Linked DNA regions of Mus musculus: region 2 is linked to region 1. Evidence: chromatin loops called from intact Hi-C (ENCODE). Cell type or tissue: gastrocnemius. All regions are shown on one strand.

Region 1 (8,000 bases):
TTTTCTTAATAGAGGCTCCCTTCTCTCTGATGACTCTGGCTTGTGTCCAGTTGACATAAAATTTAACCAGTATCCAGTATGTCCTTCCTTCCTTCCTTCCTTATTCCTTCCTTCCTTCCTTATTCCTTCCTTCCTTATTCCTTCCTTCCTTCCTTATTCCTTCCTTCCTTCCTTCCTTCCTTCCTTATTCTTTCCTTCCTTTCTTTTTTTTCCTCTCTCCCCCCAACTTTCCCTCACCTCATCCTTCATTTTTGCCTCTACCACCTCTTTCCCATTCCTTTCTTATTTTTATTTTAAAACATCCACTGCCAAGGGATTCCCCGTTGCATGGAAGTATTTCTCATTTGAAGCATCACCAAAGATACCTGGGAAGGGATCTGAACACTTCTATAAAGGCCAGAGCCCAGAAGACAACGGCCCCTGCTGCCTGGATTCTGGGTGATCCAGAGAAAGGTGTGAAGAGTGAGGTGAGGTGGGGGAAGCTTTGAGCATCTGCATCCCGGGTTCATGGCCTGTAGACTCCATTTTGTTGAGAAGCTGGGTTTCTGTCCCAGTTTCCTGATCGGTTTGTGAGCTCCTGTCTAGCATTAGAGACCATCCAGAGTTCTTGACTGGAATCCTGGGATCACAACAGCTTCAACACTGTCCCAAATCAGATTTACACACACACACACACACACACACACACACACACACACACACACACATGCCTGTTACTAGTGACTGAAGACAGGGTCTCCATGCTTTGCAAGTAGTTGGCTATTAAACTATATTTTCAGCCTTTTCTAAATTTTATTTTGAGGTAGGGGCTCACTAAGTTTCTCAGGCTTTCCTTGACTTCATAATCCTTCTGTCTCACCTCATGGAGTATCTGAGATTACATGTATGTGTCACCATTTCTGGCTCTAAAACAGATATTTGGAGCCAACTTTTGCCCAGCCCACAGCCACTTGCTTCTATCTCCTACCCACCTGGAAAGATACTGCTGTGATTGTTAAAATAAGCATCCTCGTGCATGCCAGATGTTTCACTGGTTTAATTTAATGACACGTATATGAAAACCATAGATACTTTCTATAAGAGCCTTAATTTTCAGATGCAGAAACTGGCATTAAGAGGGTGCAAAACACTCTGTTGAGGTTGCCTAGTAACAGGTGGATATATGTCCTGGATTTATTGATCCATGTGGAGGGTCTAGGTCAAGACGAATAGGCCAAGTCCTGGAGAGGTAAAAGGTGATGGAGGCAGTGGAGAGGACTGGCTTCCTGGGTTTGAGGTGTAGGTGGTAGCATGAAGCTTCATACTCATAGGAGACTCAATCTTGGTACAAAACTCTACTGTCACTATCTTGAAATTTTTAATAGTTTTATCCATACATTTGTGTCACATACATAGAAGTCTTATGGGACAGGAGAACAGGTAGATGCGCTCAGTGTTCAACCTTCCTCTCTTTGCATATTTCTCAGATATAGCCCAGGAACAAAAGACGAAGGGTCCCTGTGCTCAGGAGCAGAGTAAGGCTAAGAAACCTGGGGTCAGATGCCAGTAGGCTTGGAGCACTGTGATCCTGAGGGCCATGGGTTCCTTGACACAGACCATGTGTTACTCTTATTCACTGCTAAACTCCCACTCCCACGTGGAAAGCTGCGCTCCCCAGTGCAATACTCAGAGGAGAAGCATTTCAAATTAAGCATGAAGTTTCTGTCCTAACCATTGGGCCCACTGATGGATTCAAAGCTTGATGTCATAACTGGGAGGGGCAGCTTTGCCGACGTGAAGTAGGACCTAACTAGGGAAAACAGATAAGCTTTTTAAATGTATGTTTGTTTCCTTGCTTATCTGCCTTTCCGTTCTCGGTCTCTTGGTTAGAGTGACTTGAGCAGCTTTGTTCTGTCCTCTGGATGCCATGATATTATGACTCACCAAGGGCCCTAAAGAAAGGGGTCTGGCTAATAGAAGCTTCTGAAACCATATGTCAAAGTAGAGCCTTCCTTTTTTTTTAAAAAAAAAAAGTTTTATTCTCAAGTGTATTTCCATAGTGATTAAAAACTAATATAACACCTAAGAACGCAGTGACCTTATAAGATCCACAGATGGCCAGTTAACCTTGAAACATCCTTTCTTATCCTGTTGTTTCCCTACCCATTTGGAAGACGATAGCCTGTATCAGTAGCTCTTACCCTCCTTAACGCTGTGATCCTTTAATGCAAGTCTATATGTTGTGGTCAGCCTGACCATACTATTATTTTGCTGCTACTTAACAACTGTAATTTTGTTATTGTTATAAATTGTAATGTAAATATCTGATATGTGACCCCCAAAGGGATCCTGACCTATGTAAGTTGAGAACTGATGGCCTAGAGGAAGAGGGGCTGATGGGTAATGCATAGCTCTTTCCCATGAGTCCTTCCTGCTTGACCAGTAACTAGAAGGGAGAGGCTATGGAAGAGTGTGTGCATTTTGTGAAGCAAACGTAGCTGTCCTCTGAATTCTAAATCTTTGCAAATTTTCAGCTAATCTGATCAAAAGACAAACCCATGGTGGCTGGAGAGATGGCCCAATGATTAAGAACATCAACTGTTCTTCCAGAGAAGTGGGTGGGTTCAAGTCCCAAAGGATCCCCTTTCCTTTTCTAGCTTCAGTAGGCTCCAGGCATATAACTGGTAACCAGGTGTACATCCAGACAGAATCCCCATAAAAGTAATAAATAATAAGCAATACAAATAAAAATAGACACATATAAAAATAAATATTTTTAAAATGCATACCCACAGATTAAAATGAAACAGAAATTGTGTGATCCAAGTACTTGATTCTTCTTTTGCTTTTGAAATCGTCACCATACAGTACAAAGATGGAGAACAGCACTCTTGCAGGCTGTGCAAAAATCTAAATTTCCTTTACTTAGGCAACATTAAATAGCAAATTACAAAACCACAATAATACCTCGATTGAGTGTGCAAGAAGAGAGAGCTGCATTTCTGCACCTCTGACATCACTTTGCCCTGCTGTTTGCCAAAGGTACCCTAAGTCTTTGTCTTGCTCTAGACATTGTGTAGTTTACAGCCAGTCCTAGACAGAACATTCTAAAGATGAAAGAGAATTTGAAGTGTCGAAGCCCTCCCTTTTACTAGTATAGAAACTGACCCTCAAGCCATGCTAATGTGAAAGTGAACCTCCTGTTTGGGATCCTGCCTCACTTAGCCTTCAGCCAGAACTAAGCCCTCCCAGAACCCATAAGCCTTCCATGTCTGGGACTCTGCCAAGATGTAGCATGGTCCCAGTATTCCAGCCAGTGGGGCATTCTCTGAAGACCTGCTTTGAGGGCAGACAAAGTCTGTGGGACTGTTTTCTGAAGAAGAAAAAAATAAATAACCCTGGAACCCCTGCCCCTTCTTAACAGCATATCTTTAGCCTTGTGAATTCCCATACCGAGAGGCCTGTGGTCTACAGAAAACTGCTCATTGTGGTCTACACAATGCAGGAATATCCCACCCAGCTTGGAATTCCAGCCATATTCACTGTATTGTACCCAGAGAAAGAAGGGTTCTTTTAAGGAGAGAAGAGGAGGGGCATGTCATGTTGGAGCCTGGGGGACCATGCCCACCCCGTGGTTGCTGGTGCCTCAGCTTTCCCACGACTTCACCGCACTGGTGGCTTTGATTCTGAAGGTCATTTTCAAGGTTAACTTATTCAGTGCATATGGGATAGGTAAGAGAGGATGCTGGGCTGTGAGTGTTAGATCTAGCTGGGGCCTGAGGTCACCCAAACTTACAGACACCCACTCCAGTTTATTTTCACCCTGTAGGTATATTTTGGAAGCTTTTTCTTTCTCCCAGTACAAGGTGAGTGAGCGTGACTTCAGGCAGGGCATGCGAGCACAAGCAGTTTGTCAAAATAATTGATACTGCTAAGCCAGAGGGCAAGCACAATAGATGCTTGTGGAGCAGATGGGGAAGAGGTGTAATCCCTATAATACAGACAGAGGCATGCAATTTAGAAAGGAAGCTTTATTTGTTTGGAACAACAGGAATGGATAACGCCACTCTGTGCAGCCAGAGCTGGCTTTGGAACATTTAGAAATCATTCCTTTGGGCCACTTTTCCAACTCTTTCTCTAGACTTGTTCGCCATCAGCTGGTAACCCTGCAAATCCTGAGTTTCCTGCTCTGATCTCCCCACCCTTTAAGATGCTGCTTATGGAAACTGCTTGTTTAACAGAGCTAGGCAGTGAGGCTTCAAGCAGTTCTTTAATAGCTCTTGTCTTCTGTCTCATCACCTACACAATGTGCGTGGTACTGTAGCCTTGGTGTGGGTGTGGCCTAGTCTGGCCCATTTCCCGCACATTCAGGGGATACCCACACATCGTCCAAGCAAGATCAGTTAGTGTGTGGGTTGTTTAACACAACTGATAAATATGAATGTGTGCCTTTCCCCAGTCCTCCAGTTTATTGATTAGCATTGCAGCTCCAAAGACTCTCTGCAGCATTGTGCTGCTCAAGACGTGCAGCCCTTCTTTGTTGGAGTCTAATATTCAAGGTGATCCAGAAAAAAAGAAATGTGCTGTACTGGCTAGTTTTGTGTCAACTTGACACAGGCTGGAGTTATCACAGAGAAAGGAGCTTCAGTTGGGGAAGTGCCTCCACGAGATCCAGCTGCAAGGCATTTTCTCTATTAGTGATCAAGGGGGGAGGTCCCCTTGTGGGTGGTGCCATCTCTGGGCTGGTAGTCTTGGTTCTATAAGAGAGCAGGCTGAGCAAGCCAGTAAGAAACACCTCTCCATGGCCTCTGCATCAGCTCCTGCTTCCTGACCTGCCTGAGTTCCAGTCCTGACTTTCTTTGGTGATAACAGCAATGTGGAAGTGTAAGCTGAATAAATCCTTTCCTCCCCAACTGCTTCTTGGTCATGATGTTTGTGCAGGAATAGAAACCCTGACCAAGACATGTGCCCATCAAAACTTAAATTGTGTGCTTTCTTTGACAATCTGGGGCTATGTTTTGGCGTAATGAGCTATGGACTCTTCCCAGCATTCTTGCAAACCCCGAATCTGCAATGTTCGGTTTCCTTATATAAGATGGTATAGTGTTTGCATATAGCCCAACTTAGATCATCTTCCTATTACTTGTAGTGTACCCAGAGCCATGCAACTCTATTTAAATCTCTATTATACAGCATTATTTGTTCAAAAATAACAAGAAAAGTCTGCATGCTCAATCCAGATGCAATTTTGTTCACCATTTTCAATCCACAGTTGGTTGAATGGAGGGAGATGGAACCCACGGATTTAGTGCACCGATTGTATCCATAAAATTATATACCACAGCATATTTTAACTACGGAAAAGAAATGGAAAGAGATATCTATCAATTGAGAACTCGTAAAGAAAACAGCAGTGTGGGAAGCTGGGTAAAGCTCTCTCCAGTGTAGCACCTGGCATAGAACAAGCATTAAACATCTGTGGAATGAAAGTAAAGACAAAGAGAACACAAGGTAGTCACTGGCAGAGTGAGCCAGGGTTAAATAGTCTGACGTTGGCAGGTACCCAAGGCATATATGGCTGCGTGAAGAAGTGGTGCTGCAGAATGGGGTTTGGGGAATATGTTCCTGCTTCCTAAAACAGGAGGTGTCTGGATATACTATATGCAAAAAATTCTGGATATACCAAATGCAAAAAATTCCAGGAAGTCACAGAAAATCATTTCAGTGGTGCTCTTTGGAAAGGAGAGATGAGGAGAGCTGCCTTATTCTCTCTCTCTCTCTCTCTCTCTCTCTCTCTCTCTCTCTCTCTCTCTGCTATTTAATACCATAGCATGGCCACCTGAGTGACTTCTCATTATTTATTTGATAATGTCCTTGTGTTAATGCTTTGGTTATTATCAATTCTCTCTATCCTATGAGGAGCTGATCTAGGCATATTTGGGAATATTATTTCTCATGAACAATGCATCACTAGAGACAGGACTGTCACTGTTATTGATGCTGCTGCAATCCCTGCCATTTGACTGATTTCAAAATCGTGGAGTGGCTCAGCCTCTTCTTAGCTCCAAGAGAAGTTAGCAAACAAACAAACCTAGGGCATTCGCTTTATTCTCCTGTAAAGTGGACGTTTATAGCTTGAGGGTGCTTCCAACTAAGATGATGAGGGATGATACAGTAGATCCAAGGGAAGATGAAGTTTATCCTGGTATGCCCATGATTACCAAGGAGGGCACATGGGTTTTTTTTTTAAGGAGTTATTGACATTGGAGGAACTGATATAAGTTGTAAATTAAAGAAATGAGGCTGGAGAGATGATTCAATGCTTGCCACACAAGTACATATGAGGATCAGAGTTCGGATTTCCAGAGCACAGATAAAACCAGATATAAGAGAACACATCTGTAATCCCAGGGTCAAAGTTTGGAGCTGAGACGAAAGGATGGACCATCTAGAGACAGCCATATCCAGGGATCCACCCCATAATCAGCTTCCAAACGCTGACACCATTGCATACACTAGCAAGATTTTGCTGAAAGGACCCAGAGAGAGCTGTCTCTTGTGAGACTATGTCGGGGCCTAGCAAACACATAAGTGGATGCTCACAATCAGATATTGGATGGATCACAGGGCTCCCAATGGAAGAGCTAGAGAAAGTACCCAAGGAGCTAAAGGGATCTGCAACCCTATAGGTGGATCAACATTATGAACTAACCAGTACCCCGGAGCTCTTGACTCTAGCTGCATATGTATCAAAAGATGGCCTAGTCGGCCATCACTGGAAAGAGAGGCCCATTGGACACACAAACTTTATATGCCCCAGTACAGGGGAACGCCAGGGCCAAAAAAATGGGATGGGTGGATAGGGAAGTGGGGGGGAGGGTATGGGGGACTTTTGGGATAGCATTGGAAATGTAATTGAGGAAAATACGTAATAAATAAAAAAAACAACAAAAAAACAACAAAAAAAGTATAATATCAGTGAAGATAAGTAAACATAAGAACTTCAGCAGCTTGCTCTTATTGTTCAGAATAGTCTTCTGAAAAATTAGATCTTAAGAACTCAACTCATTTATGCTTACTTCCTATAATGGCATCATAAATATTATCTAATAGGAAAAAAAAAAAGAAGGTAGAGGGAGAGACAGGATAACCATTGGACCTCATAGGCCTGTTAGCCCAGTGCAAGCAGTGTTGAAAAATAAGAAACCTTCTACCAAACAAGGTTGTAGGCAAAGACCAATACCTAAGGTTGTCTTTAGATCTCTAGTCTCAGGCTGTGGTACACACACACACACACACACACACGCCATACATGGATACACACAAAAATTAAAAAGAAAAAACAAAGAAAAAGAAAAAGAAAGCTTTGGGCCTGGAAGCCCCACCCAGTGGGGTATCATCATGCCTTGGTTTGAGTTACTTTGAAGAGAAAGCAGAAAAAGAGCCAGTGGGAAGGAAATCTAAGTTCCCCATGAAATAAGAATTTGTTTTGTGAGTAGACACTCACAAATAAAGTGAACAGAAAACTTGAAGTTATTTCTAAGGCCAGCATAGAGAAGTACAAATCTCTGGAAAAGACAAACCTGGGCTGGAAGCCAGGCTCTGTCCCTCTTAGCTAGTTCCTGCCAAACTCAAACATCTTTCACCAGATTCCTGCATCAAGGATAGCCCATCATCTTACCAGGTGTGATCCACATCAGAAACAAGATGCCTCTGAGACATCTGGAGTTGTGTCCGGCCACAGGCATTTTTACCGGTGTCCATGAATGGTGGCATCATTACTGTTTTCTGGGGGGACCTTAGGGAGTCCTAGGAGGGATATCAGGACAATGGCTAGGTTTTATCATTGTCCACTGCTTCCCTGCTTTAGGCAGGCACCAATCTAGGATAACAGCAATGGCAGAACCCCCAACCCTTCTGGATCTTGTTTTTGGCTGTTGAGAAAATGGAATTTATGACTTATAGCTATAAAATTTACTCCAGATGAATAAGAAAGCCCACTGGAGCTCAGAGGCATGGTT
Region 2 (8,000 bases), 110 kb after region 1:
CCTACCCAGCTAAATTTAGATCCATGCCTGGACAAGGGCAAAAAGTAGCCACATTCTCCCAGGAGACACTGGCTTTTAAGACTTTGCAGTGGAGAATAGAAAATTTTTGAGTTTGTGAACCTCAGCAACCCCAGGGAGAGGAAAATATATTCGGGGGAACAGCACATGATACTCTGCATCTGAATGCTGGTGACATTCCTCCCTTCCCTAGGATGAAGCAGATTCTGGTAATCTTACCAATTCATGGCACAAGCCACTTCCTTATGAGGAAGGAGAATTTGTGCATTGCCGTTCATCCTACGCCACAGGTGGATTCGCTTTACTGCTTACATGGTGATAGAGAAAGAAAAGAGCATGGCTCTAAATAGGAGACTGGCCACCAAAGAGTCATGCAACCATTGACCATAGGGACCACGCCTGCGTGATGCTGATTATTTAAGATAAGGAAAGAAGTTCAAGGAAGACTTTACTGGAAAAACAGCAGGATGTGGCGACAGAGCCAGAGCTTGAGTTGAGGGTCTCACATGTTCTGAACAATTATGATGGAGTGTTCAGGCCTGAGGGTTCACTCTTCATGTGGTTTTTTCAATTGCTTAGCAGATGGATACACCATCTCCACTATATAGAAGACACGATCAGACTTTGCCAATGTCTGCTGACTCCCAACCCAGAGGTCACACAAAATTTACAGCCTTCAACATTCTTTCTCTAATCGACATGCACCTTTCATAGATAATTTTATTTGCACCAACTTTATTATTTTTTTTAAGAGCAACAAATGCTCTTAACAATGGGGCCATCTTTCCAGGCTCTGTTTGTACTAACTTTGATACTTTGTTTTTTGTTTCCCAAGAGTCAGAAAACCCAAGCTAATTCCTTCGAGGTAGCAATAATGGAAAGAGTGGAGATACTTAAGAGTTATACACTGCTTTAGGTGATTCTTCTCTGTGTGCTTTATGCAAACTACTAACTACATTAGCCATGCCGTTTCTGTGTGCTCTTCTGCAAAGTGTGTGATGCTGCACATGTCTTCCTGGTTAAACATGTTTTAAAAGCCCATAGCAGTCAGTCTGTATATTTTAGGGTAGATGGCAGATCATGGATTGCTTCTTCTCTTCTGACCCCATCATTTCCTATTTGGAGGCAGTGACATGTTCCCGTCCAATGACAGCAAGAGGGGAGAGCACATGCCATGCCATGGAAGTCCACACATAACATTCTCTCCTTTTCCCTTTTTTTCCAAAGGGTTTGATTGGCCCAGAAGGCAGAGATGGACCCCCGGGGCCTCCAGGTCTCCGAGTAAGTAACCCATGCTCTCTTTCTGATGCCCCTACTCACCCACGCTGGCCTCAATTGCATGGCCACCATTGCATGTCATCCAACAGAGGACTCAAATCTCTTCATCCAGCTTCTTCAGCCTTAGGAACTTGCAGTGAAAATTGAAAACTGAAAGACTGGGCTTGGCTCATTCATCTGGCTGAGTATCCACCTTGTTGATCTGGGCCTTGGAAACATGGAGAAGAGTCTGAATGGCTGTGTCCAGTACATAGAGGCACACACTTCTCAGAAATCAGGATTCTAAAAGAAAGAAGCCAACAAGCCAAAGAGGATATATAATTCAGGGATCAGCAGTTGACCCAGGCAAGCAGGAGCCAGAGCTTCCCACAGGAGATGATGAGGGAATTTAATTTGGAGACAAGTATTAGAGAAAATAGAGACAAAAGTCACAATCTGCCAACATGTTCCAACTTTAATTTGAAGATCTATATCATTATTGAACATTTTGTCTTACGGTAGTCAATTTGATGCAATTAGATTTAGTTTAATTTAGAAGCTGTCCTGTGTAAAAGTTTGCACACCTGGAATGATGTAAGAGGCTTTGATAGGAGGGCTCAAGAAGCATATGCAAGCCAGATACTCTGTTGGATGCTTCCTGGCAAACTTGGCCAGGACTTAGGTTCAGCTCTGTGTCCTCAGTCTGTAGAAGAACGCACGTGCATCTGCTGGACGTGAACTCCGAAGCGTGTGCTCTCTCTTTTAGTTCCCACAAGGAGCTCTCCACAGGTTAAGTACATCCAATAGTGAGGCAGGCAGCTCCTGGCACAGTAAGCTTCTCTGCTCTGCAGGTTTGCATCCAGAGGCAATGGAGTTAGTGACCCATGGGAGGCAGAGGTCCTGGCATCTGATGGAGCATTGTTCCTCCTACTTTAATGCCCTGTTTAGCTTGAAGATTATGTAGCTCCTTTGGGGGATGGTTTTATATGCCTGCCATGGATCAAATGAGAGAGCTGGGTCCACAACACTTCACAGCTTTCACCCTGAAATTGTGTGTGACCCCTTTCACTCAACAGACCCTACCTGTCCTCGTCTACTGGTGAGGTCTCAAACATTGTAAAGTCTAGGGGAGATGTTGAAAGACATGTCCAAGGCACCATACTATGGGTGGGAAACAAATAGAGTCACATTCAGGATACTCAGCCATAGGCTGCTTCAATTTCCCCAGTCAGCCAGATGAAGTGGTCGCCATATTGCTTTCTCCCCTGTAGTAGAAGGAGTCTAGGCTCTGAAACAAGTATATGGCCTTGACATGGACGCTATGTGGCTCTTGTATGGCACCTGGTCTTTGCAAGCCTGTTGCTTTCTTACTATAGATATGAAGCTTCATAATGTCTGAGATGCTGTGAGAAAGGATGCTCTGAATAAGAAGCAAATTGTCGCAGTGCTGGGGCTCTTATCCTCTGAACATGTTCACAGGCCATCTTAAGAGAAGGCAATTATGTTCACATGCTATACATTTAGTGTTTATGCGCCACTGTCATTGAACTCCTGCAGGTGCTGCTTTCCCTGATATAATATTAGCATGATACACAGAGCTCTTTACAGAATGATGAGTATAGACAGTTTCTATTCATATCTTCAATTTACCCACCAAGTGGAGAAGAAATATCTTGTGGGAGCTAGCTGATCAGACCCACGCTTTATTGTTTGGGATTGCTTGGAACCTACCATGTATGGTTCCCAAGTCATCTTCTGCCATGTTAAGAACGGCTTAAACTCTGTGAGCCACCTCAACCACATCTAAAAAGTGAGCTTGGCTCAGTCCAGTTTTAACACAGATTAAGGGACTTGGGAACTAAGCAATCAGTTTCTGAGAGTTAGCAAAAAGATGGAGAGGGTAAGGTAGAGCTGTGGCTGGAGTGGAATGAGACAGGAGTGTAGCAAGCTCCAGCTATGTGCCAGACCTGGCAATAGCTTCTGTAAGTCAAGGCTAGACCCTGGTAGAACACAATTGCTCAACAGCCCCTTGGGTATTCCTGCTCAAAACCACATACTTCTCCAAAGCCTGCCTGCCTTTGCACAGTCTCTCAGTGTACCCCATGTTTCCACACCTTGTGTTGAGCTCTGACATTGCATAGATATTCTGCTATCTCTCTCATAATTTCCCCAAAAGATGTGCACTCTCCAGTCGGATGCTCAAAGTCCCCTAAGGCTAGGTTATATCAGGTCTCTTGGGAGGTGGATAAAGATGATGAGATATTCTGAAGAGAAGGGAAGCCCAGCTTAGAGAAGGCTGCCATGCTTCCAGGGAGTGATGTGGGAGCAGATACTGTCTGTTGCAGCCCTGTAGTTAATGGGATGCTAAAGATGGCTGCACAACATAGGAAGTGTTCATAGAAGGGAGCTACTATGACTTATGTGTACTGATCTCTAGTTTGGGCATGAATCAGTTAAAACTCCAAAGTCATGGCCTTGGGGACTTTGCCCCTTCCATTCCCCTTTCCACATTTTTTTCTTGGTCTTTTGGTCTTTTCCCTTTGTCCTACCCTAGCCTTATATCTTCCTCCCTTTCCTTCTACTATAAGTTCAACAAAAGTTTCTTCATCATCGACTCGCCATGGTGGTGGTCTACTGAGGGTACCTACTGCTGATATTCTGGCAGGCAGAGGGATGCAGACACAGCTGTTTAGTGTTTAAGCAGTTGGTGTGGAAAGGTCCCAAAGAGAATGCTGGGCTTGAGCAGGCTCTCAGGCAATGGGGTAGCTGGCCAGGCTGACAGCTGTAGAAAGGACATGAGCAGCCTTTACTGGGGCCCTGGGACAGGGACTTCTTGGCATATCTAGGGAAGGCATTCTTAGAGCCATCAAGGGTCTAGCAGGGGGAATGAAGCTAAGAGAACCTGAGAACAATTAGTGTTCAGCCCTGGAGGTCTTTGAAGGACTGTGTTTTTTATTTAGTATGAAGTGTGGAGCAATATGGGCTGCCTTCACCATGTTCTATTATGGGAAAATATGCAAACATTGAAAGAATAGCCTAGTGAACCTCTATATTCCCATATCCACTTCAACATTTATGAAGTCATTGAAACGTCTGTTTTATTTATATCAACACTCAGTCTGCCCATCACTGGGCTTGAGTTTGGAAGCAATTCTTAGTCCTGCAATTTACATATGAATATTTTAGCACACTGTCTCCAAAAGATAAAGGATTTTTTTATGAGAAACTGAACTGTAATACCATGATCCAACCCAAATCTGCTTGAAATTTCATCAAATATTTACCCCAGTACTCAGCGTGTTCTGACTTCTTTGTGCCTGACTGCATTTGCTCATTGTCATGTTTGATACCACAGCGAGGATCCAGACTTGTGCTCTGAAACCATTCATTTGAGTTTGGAAACAATTATAGAGGGAAGAGGGAGACCATCAGTCAGGAGCCTCCTGATGACCAAATGATAAGATGGAATCTCGGTTCAGAGTTGGACACACATGGAGGCTGCAGAAGTTGTTGAGGTCCCAACATGGCTCAGTTCATAGGCTGGGCATGGAGAAGACTGGGTAAAAGGCAGAAGGTGGTTCCTGAGGGTCCATGGTCTAGCACAGGGAAGCAATAAGTAAGACATTGCTGCAGGGTGCACTGGGAGAACTGAGGGTCTGTCTCTTGCTCTGCTGCCTCTAATGGCTTAACAATTGGTGACTTGGGGAATTCAGGGACTTCTGCCCCTCTTCTAGTCTGGAATTGCTCACCATTTCTGGCTGTGTTCCATCCTGTGAGCGTTGTTTGAGTTTAATGCCTGCAACAAAAACGGAAGAGAGAAACAGCTAATTGAGATGTTGTGGGCTCAGGAGCAGCTTCCTGTGACATTAGTCCCTGGCTGAGTCAGGACTGCCTGAGATAGGATGACTTACTCAAAAGTCGTATCGCTGCTTCTCTTGCTTGCCACCTGTCATTTCCTCCCCATCGATTTCCATCAAAGAAGCATCAAGAAGCACTCCTAAACATCAGGATGCACACTCGGGCTTCATGAAGGAATGGAACAGATTAAAAAAAAATTAGACTGTGAATGAAGATAGCCTAAAACAACAGGTAGGAGAAGGAATCTGGGCCCACTTTTTAAAAAGAGAGAGAAAGAGAGAGATTAGTCATAGACAGACAGCAGAATCTTTGGCAAGGTAAATGCACTCATTTTGGACAACACTGATGTTTTTCTCGATTGGCATGGTGAACGCAGATGATTGGTACCCAGGCTGAAGCGATACCTAGCTCCTTGTTACAGCACAGTAGATAAGGAGTGCTTGCCTGCACTTTGCCATAGCCTACCCATTTGCCTGATCTAGAAGGTAAGGAGGAGACAGGAACCATTGTCAATTGGAGTTAGGACCTGAGCAATTTTATCGGAATCTGGAACATTCTAGTGCAAGAGCCAGAGCCAGCCTTAGGTTTGTAACTGCACGTTTAGTGTTTCACACCTATAAAACATGAGTTTATATATGCGTGAAAAACTTATCCAATACATAGAATCATCTGGAATATACATCGGTAATGTCTTGGGTAACTTGTGTACTAGAAAAAAATGAATCAAAGGTGTAATCAGGTCTCTGGGCACACACATGACTGTGTAGCATGAAGAAGGGCAGGGCCCAGGACTAGTATCTGGTCAGCTGGGTATGGACCTTGGACAAGGGAATGTCTAGTATGAGAGGAGAAAAATTGGGTGTCACCTAGCTCTTTATGCTGAGTCCTAGAGGGATCTTGTTTTGGCAAGACAAAAATGTGTCCAGAACTTTAGCTAAGTGTAAAATTTGGAATACTGAATCATGAGGATGAAGTTCATGGCAACCCACAGTGGGAAGCCAGTTCCCTTCCCAAACTCCTCCTGATCTCTGTTCTTTGCTCTTTGCACAAGCTCACGGCAATCTCTTATAGACCTTTGGTTATTTTCACACCTCCTGGTTTCCTCCCATCAGTTATGGAAAACTAAATAGATAATCCTCTCCAAGTTGAGGTTCCCTTTCGCCTCAAGACAGAGGCTCCCTGTACTGCCTGTGTTATTTCCTATGTACCAGCGTCAGGAGGGCACACTCTTCTAATGGCATACATCTTTGTAGGACTAGTGCCAAGGGGTGGTAGAAACAAGTGGTTGGCAGTCACTGAAGGGCAGGATTGCAACTTTGCAAGTTTTCCTCTGCATGTGTGTGTAGTAGTTTATATGTGTGTGAGGACATGTGTGTGGAGGCCAGAAGTCAATGCTAGGTATTTTCTTTCCACTGAATATGTTATTTCCTCCACAATAGGATGTGAGACAAGGCTCCTCGATTGTATTAGATACATTGGATACAGTGTAAGGTCCATGAGCTGCAGGAGTCTGTCTCTTTCCACTTAGTGCTAATTTCCTGATGTTCAGACCCAAGCCTTCATGCTTCACTCACTTAGCCGTCTCCCTACCCTGACTTTCCTTTTACATTTGTCATTTGGTTTTCACAAAGTACCATGGGGTATGGTATCTTAGTCTCAGATTAGTAACTAGGGGGTCTGAAGAAATGGGTCAGAGTCTCCAGCGTCACCTAGTCTCTAAGGTGACATTGATCAGAGCCAAGTCTGCCTGGCTTTACCCTTTTCACAGCCTGAGCCTTGTTACCCCCACCCAAGAGATCAAAACTGTGAGCTGTTTTCCCAGCCGTGAGCTCCTTGGAGAGAGACCCAGGGCTCTTACTTTCCAATCAGGTACATCCTGTGTGCTTCCCCAGATGTGGATATCTTTTGTCTGTTTCCCTTGGCACAGAGGTCTCATGATTGCCAAACACGAATACCGTGAGACCCACCAGCTCTGACTCGTGTCAGGTTTCAGAGAGAAACATGGGCAGGCTTTTGTCAGTGGCAGTTTGGGTGGCATTTGTTCCACTTTCCATTGTTAAAACTTCCTGCTGGACCAGATGGGAGCAGTGTTTGGGCCACAGGCTACTATTTGATTCATTCCAGGGCTAGGAGCCAGGGTTCTGTTAGGACATTCTAAGTAGTCCCAGAACACCAGGTTTCAGATCCAAACAGTGGGAAATGATCATTCTAGACATTTGGAGGCATGGAAAAGAGCTGAGCGAAAGACCATAAGGCACACATTAGCTGACAGGCACAGCCAAGCCTTTTGTATGCTAATGGCTCCATCAGTGGCTATGTTAACACATCCTAGCTAGGTTTGCTGCTGTTTAGAATTTATCAGCCTTTCCTGTCTCCATGGGCAAACAGGCTGCCCTGGAAATAGCAGTTTTGCTTAACATTTTGGCATCCAGAATCACTTGAAAAATCTGCCCTCGTGATAAATTACGAATACTTATCCAGATACTGTGCTGGGCTGCAGTTTGAAAGAGAAGAAAATGAAAATTTCAGGAAGCAGAACTACCGTTCATAAGATTGCTCTTTATTCCAGGGAACCTGTCAGATTCAGGATGTGCACACAGCTGCTCCCTGGCTTCAGCTGAAGCTAACACAGCTGCTCGGGGCTCTGTGCCCAGCTCTTGAGATGCTAACTCATTTGTTTGTGGATGATAGTAGGGAATGCGTATCTCAAATGTGCTTCCTCATTTTGCCTATAATTCTTATTGTTGTTGGGCCTTCCTGGATGATGTGTTGCCCCAGGCTGTGATTTTTGTCCAGTTGAAATGGAGAGGAGTTATTACATAGGCAGAAGTGTGGCTATGGTCTCTAAGCCCTAAGAGGGCGTTAGA

Evidence for each region. Peaks named below come from ENCODE experiments on the same cell type or tissue, not always from the same donor. Only the 100,000 strongest peaks of a DNase experiment are listed, where the experiment ranks them.
Region 2: it touches region 1 in a loop (3-fold over the local background); 2 of 42 quality-filtered maps call a loop at or near these places.

Annotation. Positions count from the first base shown.
Region 1 is chr15:72,038,437-72,046,436 of GRCm38, reverse strand. It overlaps a transcript of Col22a1 not described here. Among named protein-coding and RNA genes, the nearest start is that of Col22a1, 8.2 kb to the right of the region's middle. In gastrocnemius, no CTCF peak of the experiment used is centred here; no DNase peak of the experiment used is centred here.
Region 2 is chr15:71,926,708-71,934,707 of GRCm38, reverse strand. Col22a1 (collagen, type XXII, alpha 1) reads left to right here. Exons shown (of 64, transcript NM_027174.1): 22 at 1,246-1,299. Among named protein-coding and RNA genes, the nearest start is that of Col22a1, 100 kb to the left of the region's middle. In gastrocnemius, no CTCF peak of the experiment used is centred here; a DNase peak (open chromatin) is centred at 4,023; H3K27ac peaks cover 1,816 bases.